Linked DNA regions of Mus musculus: region 1 is linked to region 2. Evidence: chromatin loops called from intact Hi-C (ENCODE). Cell type or tissue: heart. All regions are shown on one strand. Each heading gives the region's core, and the rest is flanking DNA. Links, peaks and the distances in the headings are about the cores only. Region 1 has its middle 4.2 kb from the start of Gm31515. Region 2 has its middle 34 kb from the start of Gm28441.

Evidence for each region. A loop is a pair of places that touch in the nucleus more often than their neighbours do. Peaks named below come from ENCODE experiments on the same cell type or tissue, not always from the same donor. Only the 100,000 strongest peaks of a DNase experiment are listed, where the experiment ranks them.
Region 1: a loop joins it to region 2, with 2.9 times the contacts of the local background. A loop is called at or near these places in 2 of 42 quality-filtered maps.

Annotation. Positions count from the first base shown.
Region 1 is chr1:133,853,282-133,857,662 of GRCm38, forward strand. No RefSeq gene overlaps it. Among named protein-coding and RNA genes, the nearest start is that of Gm31515, 4.2 kb to the right of the region's middle. In heart, for the core only: no CTCF peak of the experiment used is centred there; no DNase peak of the experiment used is centred there; H3K4me3 peaks cover 989 bases; H3K27ac peaks cover 1,982 bases; H3K27me3 peaks cover 337 bases.
Region 2 is chr1:133,799,069-133,803,449 of GRCm38, forward strand. It overlaps a transcript of Atp2b4 not described here. Among named protein-coding and RNA genes, the nearest start is that of Gm28441, 34 kb to the right of the region's middle. In heart, for the core only: no CTCF peak of the experiment used is centred there; DNase peaks (open chromatin) are centred at 388, 823, 1,053 and 2,013; H3K4me3 peaks cover 2,549 bases; H3K27ac peaks cover 2,850 bases.

The DNA.
Region 1 (4,381 bases), core at 147-4,146, 54 kb after region 2:
CCACAGACCAGCTTCACAGCAGTTGCAGTAATCCCGAGTCAGATGTGACTCACAGGCTCCCACTGTAGCTGCTGGCCAAGGTAGATGTCCTCATCTTCTCTTCGATGTACATTTCCACAGAGAGGAGGCTCTACCTTCCTCACTCCCTGTTCTGTGTTTTCAAACAGAGTGGTGAGCATGTGTTATTCCATCTTCACAGCATCCCTAACCCAGCCTCACTTGGAGACAGAGCCTTGCTATATGTCCCAGGCTGTCCTGGAATTCTGGATCCCCTGCCTCAGTCTCCTGAGTAGCTGGGATTTGCAGGTCTGTGCCATCATACCCAGCGGCATCTCCTCTTTAAGGAATCCTCCAACTTCTCTATGGCCCAAATAGAGCTATAAATTGTGGTGTCTTGCCCCCATCCCCACAGAGTGGGACTGTAGATGAGGCTGGCTAGTGAGAATTCTCCATCCTCTGACTTCAGAAAGGGCTGCAGGGACAAGCACTTACCTATCTAGAACTGACCAGTCTGCTTGGAGAGTTGAGACTTTCACGGACAGAGAACAGTCTTCTGGGGTCTGGAAGCTATAAGGATATTATAACAAGGGAGTCCTCTGTCCATCTCTCTCTACCCGGAGGAAGGGCTATACTACGGAAGAGAAGAAAGCTCACTCTAAAAAGAGCAGAGATAGAATTATAGTTGACATGCTGGGATGCTGACTTTGGGCTAGACTCCGTTAGAAACACATTGTGTGGAGGCTCTGGTTTATTCACCACAGAGGCCCTCTGAAGTGAGCTGACTATTGTAGCCACTTCACAGAAGGGGACGTGGGGGGCTGAGGCCTGCATCCCATTCCCAGGTTTGCATAACACCAGAGAGTAAGTTCTAAGGTGAGAATGTGAGATTCCTCTCCCCACTTTACAAGGTGAGGAACTTCCCCTGGGCCTCCAAGAATGAATCCCAAGGTTCCTGTGTTTGACTGAGACAAGTGATTGACTCCAACCCAGGGATGAAGAAAACCAAGCAGGAGAAGAAAGGGTTAAGCAATGAGCTTTAACACCACCCACCCAAGAAGGTTCCTGGAGCCGAGATTTGAACCCAGGCTGTGGGATTCCAAAGCCGTCAATCCACACAGCCTTCTCTAGGAGCCAAGATGAGCTTTAGTTAAGGAGCTGAAGGACTTACTCATTTATGAGCAAGTGGGAGAAATGTCAGCACACTAGAGTGCTGGCTGGAGCTGAGCCTGGCATCGGCTGACTTGTGAGCTTTCTAGTTAAGGAAGCCAAAGCACTCCCAGTGTTGCTTAAAAATAATTGTACACCAGTCACTTGCAACCTTCTGATTTCGTTGTGCAACAACTCCCCTTAGAGAGAGGGAACCTTCGAACTGCCACTACCCTTCACACCAGGATACAATGACGCTCACTCTCTCAGATCCCTGCAGGTAAATGGCGCGTTCTTGAGGCAACTGTGGCTGGAGATGAGCTGACCTATAAATGCACTTAACACTCTGCTAACACAGTTTAAGTAGTCAATAATTGTCGGACCTCTCGCTTCCCTTCCCCTGTTAGGAGTAGGTGCTCAATAGCATTTGTTGAATTGAATTAAGTCCTCTGGAGGCTGCAGGATGCTGCCTGCGTTTGAAAGCAGCTGGAGCTGCGGAACCACCAATCCCGGCGCTTCTCAGCCTGAGTGGCGCCTAACAGCTCTATTTGGCTGTTAAAAAAAAAAAAAAAAACAAAACCTGCCCTTCCCTCTGTTTCCCTGGTAGCCTCCTCCTCCCTGGCTTTCAGTCCTCTGACAGAAAAACAAAACAAAACACAACAAAAACAAAACAAAACATCAGCGTGCACCTCGGAGGTAGCCCGGACCCTCCCATGTCTCTGGTTCCCACCCACTCAGCTGGTCCAACCCCGATTCACCTTCTAGGGTTTGTTTGTTTGCTTTTTTTTTTTTTTTTTTTTTTTTTTTTTTGAGCTCTGCTTCTCTTCTTTCTCCTGGTCCTGACTTGCATGCTTCGCTTTTCTGGATGCTTGCAACAGCCTCCTCGCTGGCTTCCAGCCAGCCAGCCCTACGAAGAAGAATCAGAGACAGCATGCTCAAAAGGACCAAACCTCTGTTAGCTTAAAACCGCTTGAGGATGATGTCAAGCCCGAGGTGGATGCTCGAGGTTCTCCTTGGTAGCCGGCGCCGCCTGGGTGGCCAGGCTTGTTTCTGCCATGTGCTATTTCAAGCCTCCATCCTTGCTCATGCCTTTCCCCCTGCTTAAAAGCCCTGGGCACCACCCACTCCTTATTCTTCAAGAGTTCCTTTACTTTTTTTTTTTTTTTTTCTGGAAATACTCAGCCCCTACACCTACTCTCTGGGGTAAGACTCTGCCTCTCTGTGTTCCCACAGTGCCCTACCTGATTCTGCCTTCTTACCCTGTTAGGACTTGATCACACTGCTGTTGTTATCAGCACTTTAAGGCCTGTGGTGATGAATGACTCATTAGTGACCCCTGACCCTACAAAGTGCCCTGCATCCAGAATCGCCCACCTGCAGGCAACTTGCAAGCTGCAAATAAAGGGGCCAGAGAGGAAAGGGAAGAAGCTAATTTTTTGCAGCCTGATTTTCTCGGCCGAGTTGTCGTCTGTATCCTGTGGCCACCCTGCTTTTCACAGCAAACGCAGCAGGCTTAGTGGTTAATTCCTGAGAACTCTCTCACCCGGGTTCTTTCTCACCTGGTAAAGTTGTTGGCTGTGAAATTTCACCAGTGGGAGAAAGGGAGAGGGAACGTTTCTTTGGGATGCCCTAGGGTTTGTTCAATTGTTCAGATTATTGTATCTCCCTCCTTATAGCTATGGGTGCATCAAAATTGAAGAGGAGACCTCTGACTATACCATTTCAGTTTGAAAAAGGATGACGTATTCCCTTATGACTAAATATAGAGCATGAGTCTGTGCTGATGCATAACTTAGGCAAATGCATGTAAATCCCTTGTGGACGCCCGGGATCCCTGTCTACTGAGTCACAGCGATGGGAGGTTCTCTCCTGCTGGGACCTCCAGTCACAGACCTAACACTGACCCAGTGGGCAGCCGCAGCAAGAGCAGAAGGCATAGGGACTGCCACCCTGGGTCAGGCAGGGTCATGGGACTTGGGGGTTGAGCTGCTGCGGGCATTCGTTGGCGGTGGGGCAGGTGCTGCTGGACGTTGATTCCTTTATAACTCTCCCCAACCTCTCTCTCCCCGTCGTGAACCTGGTTCCTGTTTTAAAGACACTTCTCCTTTCTGCATGGATTTTCTCTAAAGAAAAAATGGCTTTGAAATCTGCTCTTCCTTAAGTCATCCACCAGTTCAAACCAAACATGGCAGGAGGTATCCTGGCCTTTGGGACCACTCCTTATCCTCCAACCCCACCCCCAGCCCCCACCCCCCACCCTGGTTTTCTCTTTTCTTCCAGATGAAAATTTGGCCTCTACCTGCCCTCGTGATTGGAAAAAGTGGCGTCAACTCATCAAAGCAGAACCAGGCTACTACTTAGTCCTTGATCTGTGGGTTACCGGGAAGGCCCAGGGTTACCCAGCCCTTTCTGGTCCCAGCCAGAAACTGGGGGGTAGGGTTCTTTAGTTGGTGTCAGGCCTGCCTGGGGCAGAGAAATGGTGGAGAGAGACTGGGCAAGGGAGGAGGGGTGGCTTTGAAAAGGAATGTGTAGGGGTGACATGGTTAATGTCCCAGGTGAGCCAAGCTGGAAGGGAAGGTCAAAGAGAAGTGACTTGTTTCCTCAGGCTGGCTGCCTCCTTGTGGATGCTGAGGCCAAGCCTACTGTACCCTCCTTGCTATCTCTGGGGGGCTGGCACGCGGGGGTGGGGGGTTCCTTGGCAGAGGGTCAGAAGAGGCAGGAACTTGTACAGTTGAGAGGGAGACCTGTATCGTTGAGGGGCCTGCTGGGCCAGTTGGTAGAGTCTATTGGTCATAGACAGCAGAGTCCACGCAGAGTGTCTGTTTCCAAGGTTAAGTCCAGGTTAGCATTTTGAGGACCTGGATTCTCCAGAGATATGTTAGGGACAGGGGCCTATTCCAGAAGTTGCACGTGGAAGGGATAGAAGGAAGGAGGCTGGACAGAAGCCAGCTGAACTGCGGTCCTGTCCAAAGGCTGGCAGAAAGAGGGAAGGCACCTTGGAGTTCAGCATCCAAGTCTGAGGCAAAGCTAGGCATGGGGGTGCACATCTGTGATCCCACCACTCAGAGAGCTGATGCAGGTGGAGTGTGGTGAGTTCAAGACCAATCTGGGAATCCGCTAGGCAAGCACTGTACTACTGAGCTTCATGGCTTGGCCATTTCTTCTTCCTTTAGCCATGAAGCAGAATCTTAAGGAGACACCTGATTCCCTAGTCCAAGCCTGCTTCTCCTGGCTT
Region 2 (4,381 bases), core at 67-4,066:
CCTGATTCATAGGGCCCTCTTGTGAAATCTCCCCTTTCCCCTAGGCCCCTTTCCATGCTGATCCCTGCCTGGAACAACCCTGGTCTTCTCCCTTCCAGATAAGGAGGACCCAGAGCAAGGGGGTGGGGGTGGGGTTACAGGAAAGGGTCTCTAGTTAGGAAGAACCAGGAATAGGAGGAGCTGGGGGGGGAGAGCAGGTGGATCTGAAGACTCCCTGCCAGACACCCCAACTGGAGGAGGAGATAGTTGGTCTGCAGAATAGGGACTTCTTTTCCCTCCCTTCAGTCCCCTCTCCCCTCTTGGTATCACAGTGACTGCCTGATTCTCCATCTGACACAGAACCCACCCTCCCTGGCCAGCACATGCTGGCACGGGGTCTGGAGGGGATTGTGAGTCCTGTAGGAGTGCCCTGGAAGGAGGAGGCTCTAGCCAGGGCTGCCTGTCTCTGCTCCCAGGATTTATCGGGGAATGGGGGGGGGGGTGTCCTTCCATCTCTTCCACCCAGCTGGAAAAGAAGCAAGGAGGCACTCTTTCTAGGGTGGACCAGAGAGCAGGGTTCAACTCATCTTGGGAAAAGATGTCAAGTGGCCCCCAGGTCCAAGACAGGGAGAGAGGAAAGGGTGGGAGGCAATCTCAGCCTTAATGGTAACCTCTTATGGGACCTGTTCAAGGACCCTCTCAAGGGTCAGCGGCCCAAGCCAACAAGCCCCACAGCCTGGGGCTTGAAACTGAAAACTTTTCAAGTCCCTTCTCCTGCATTCCCTATAGACGCAGAGATGCGTGGGGCGGTGCCCTCAGAGACACTCATACAGTTGGTTCTGGACGCTTACACTCACTCAAACAACAGCAGTGCGAGGGAACTCCCAGCTTTTTCCACAGCTAATTATAGACGTCAAAGTCTGAGGATGTTTTGTAAGCCTCAGAGAGAAACTGCTGAGGTTTCTATGCAAAGCCAAAGAAATTGAATTTGTGTACTCCTGGTTCCCACCCTCCAACTTCTCCTAGCCCATCTCCACCATGGCCCCAGGGTGCCCCCTCCCTGGCCCCCAAGGCCTTCCTTCCCGCTTAAGATTTATTTGGATCTGTTTCGCTCCCCTATCTCTCTTTGGGGCTTTCGAGAAAGGGAACAGACGCGGAAAATATTTTTTTTCCGCAACAGTTTTCCATTCTGCGGCTGGTTCCCAAGCCAAGGGGGAGGGGGAGGGCAGGAGCGGGGAGGGAGGTCGGCTGGAATAAATACTTCTTCCAAGAGCTTAATTTGGGTGCGAAATAGGCACTCCCTCCATTCCCGCCCCCCCCCCCAATCCCACGATCCAGAGGAAAACGCAAAAAAAAAAAAAATCACTTGTTTGATTAATTCTTCGGAACCCAGGGAAGAAATATAATGTTGAAGAAATCACTCTCCATCTTCCTCCACACACACACACACCTCTCTCTCCCATTCTGACATTCCACCCCTCCCAGAATTTGCTAGCTTGAGGAAATTCGGGATCTTTGAAAAGCCGTTGAGAGGCAAGAAAGAAACAAAGTTTGCAAACCCCGAGCCAATTCATTCTCTTCAAGCCTACCTCTCTTTCTAGCAAAGATCCAGGTGTCTCCGAGCGGGACCGTCCCTCCGTGTTTCCATGGACCGAGTAGGGTGGGGTGGCCACCCACCGCTCTCCCCAGTGTGGCAAACCACCTAGTGATGCTGGCTTTGCGCTCTGGCCTTTCAGCTGGGGGGAGTGGGCTGGGTCTTCTTCCCCAACCTTTCCACGCGAAGGACCGTCCCTGGGAGAAAATGGGTGCAGGGAGCTGGGCGGGTGTCTGATCTCGCTGTCTTCGGAGGGATGGACCCCCAAGAAGTTCGTGCCCCCACCCCACCCCCCAGCCTAGGACAGTCTCAACAGCAGAGCTGTCTTAAGAAAATGCTTGTCATGGCAACAGCTCCAGCCAACTCCGGCCAGACTGGGGCTCCCCAGCTCTCTCCCCCAGCAGAGCAGGAGGAGAAAGGGGCGGAGCGCGAGCCAGCGGGGGTGGGGCTTGGCGAAAGGCCAGAGCATTGCTCAGCTCTTAAGGTGGCCCAAGTACAAGGCGCGGCGGGATGATGCTACACGTTCGGGTCTTAAGGCGGAATGGGGAAGGCTATGGGGAATCCTCTATCTTCTTGGCTTTCCTCCTGCGCTGTTTCTTACTTGTTGACAGGAGCAGAGCAGGACTGTGTGTGGGTGGAGGTGGGAGTGGATGTGGGCAGCGGTCTTCAACCGTTGCTATGTGGAGGGGAAATAAAGGAAGTGTCTGCAAGCCTTTCTGCTTCCTGCAGCTCCTCCAGGTCTCTCGATCTCTGACTGAATTAGACCCAGGCCCCAGAAACCTGAGGAAGCTGTGGGCATTCGCCCTACTGACCCCGTCTGAACTGGGAGTTCACTGGCAGACTATTGCTCAGAGTGCCTCCACACCCTTTCACACACAGATCACAGACTGCTCTCTCTTGCCTGTGTACCCAACCAAAGGCATGGCCACAGGGTACAGACCAGCTTCTTGCCTATGTATTGGTTGCACACCCAAACTTTTGCATCTACAATATTGTTTCTAGTTGTCCTGGCAGTCTCATTACTTAGTCCTTATTTCATGGTTGGGGAACTTAAAAGATTGAGTGACTTGCCCAAAGTTAATCTGGTTAATGACAGCTAGGATTCAAGGGCAGGTCAGACCCATTCCAGTGCCCACGAGCTTTTCCTCCCCACTGTAGCACACTATGTCACACATTTCCATCCTAGACTGTATGCACTGAGACATTCATACCCACTTAGACATAGCCTATAAACTGTTAACCACACCCCCGTGCCACCCACCTGCCAGCATTGTGCAACAGTATCACCCATAGCTTTTGCATGGAACCTTATGCCTTTCAAGTACTAACATGCACCATCAGCTGGCTCACACAACATATCTTCATTGACTGATACATTCCCACACCCACCTCGGCAGGCACACTCACTCCTGTTTATATATATGCTTATGAAAGGCAGGCTAACGTAACCTCACAGGTTATAGTGGAGAACGGGATTATCATAGCTTCAAACCTATTCATCAAGCTTCAAAAAGGCCCCCACAGCTAAGCCAGGCATTATGGAGTACTCCTCCTAGCAGTCAGAAGGCTGAGGCAGGAAGACTGTTAAGAGTTTGAGGCCAGCCTGGGCTACATGATGGCTACTGGACCAGCTATAACTACACAGCAAATGAAATTGTGTCACCAACAAACAAGCAAACATACACTCGCAACCAACGCCATATGTCACATCACACCTGTGCTTCTTTGTTCGTTCCTGCCCTCTGACACAGAAGCTTGTGTGCAGGAAGAAAGAAAAGCTGTGAATAAGACCAGAAATCTTTTCCAACTTCCTGTAATCCCGTCCGTTTTTCTTCTTTTTCCTCTTCTTCTTCTTCATCTTTGTCTCCATCTCCGTCTCTGTCTCCCTCTCCTTCTCCCCCCTCCTTCTTCTTCTGAAAGACTTTATTTTTTTATTTATATGGATACACTGTAGCTATTTTCAGACACACAGTAGAAGAATGCATCCAATCTCATTACAGATAGTTGTGAGCCACCATGTGGTTGCTGGGATTTGAACTCAGGACCTCTGGAAGAGCAGTCAGTGCTCTTAACCTCTGAGCCATCTTTCCACCCCACCCCACCCCACCCCCTCTAAGTTCTTAATGCTATTGACTTCATTTTGTCTGTTTTGTGTTTTGAGACTCATGTAGCCCAGGCTGGCCTCAAACTCATTATGTAGCTGAGGCTGGCCTCCATCTTCCTATCTCTACTGCCTACTTACTGGGATCTTAAGCACGTGTGACCACACCTAACTGTTTCCCAGTAACTGATCTACCTCCTATTTCTGAGCTAGGGAGAAGTTAAACAAGCAAAACTAAAGGAAATTATTTGGAGCAGCTTGGCTCAGAACTCAGGAGTTCCTCTCTGTAGCCAAGATTATCTGCCACCTGTCTAACGTGGAAACAAGATCCAGAATAAGCCCCTGCCTGCAATGGTGCCTTTTCTCCTTAGCCAGGCCCAGTCACAAGCCCACCCCGGCAAGGTAAGGAGAGATTTGCTCTGCGGAAAGAAAGCAAGCATTACTTCCTAAGATGTCCCCCTGGGGTTTTAGCTCTTCCCCTTGAAGCACTTAGAAGACACTAAAGGTGACATTGTTTTCATATGTCCCCATACCTCCAACACCTCTGGTCTCCCTCCTATCCCTAGGCATTCCACTGGAAGACAGGAGGGTGCCTCTGCAGTAGGCCATACCAGAGTGTCAACTCCAGGACCTCCTGTCAGTCATCAGTCATTGGGTAGACTGGAAAGGAGAGGGAGGGGAGACAGCTGGACAGACTCAGAGCTAAT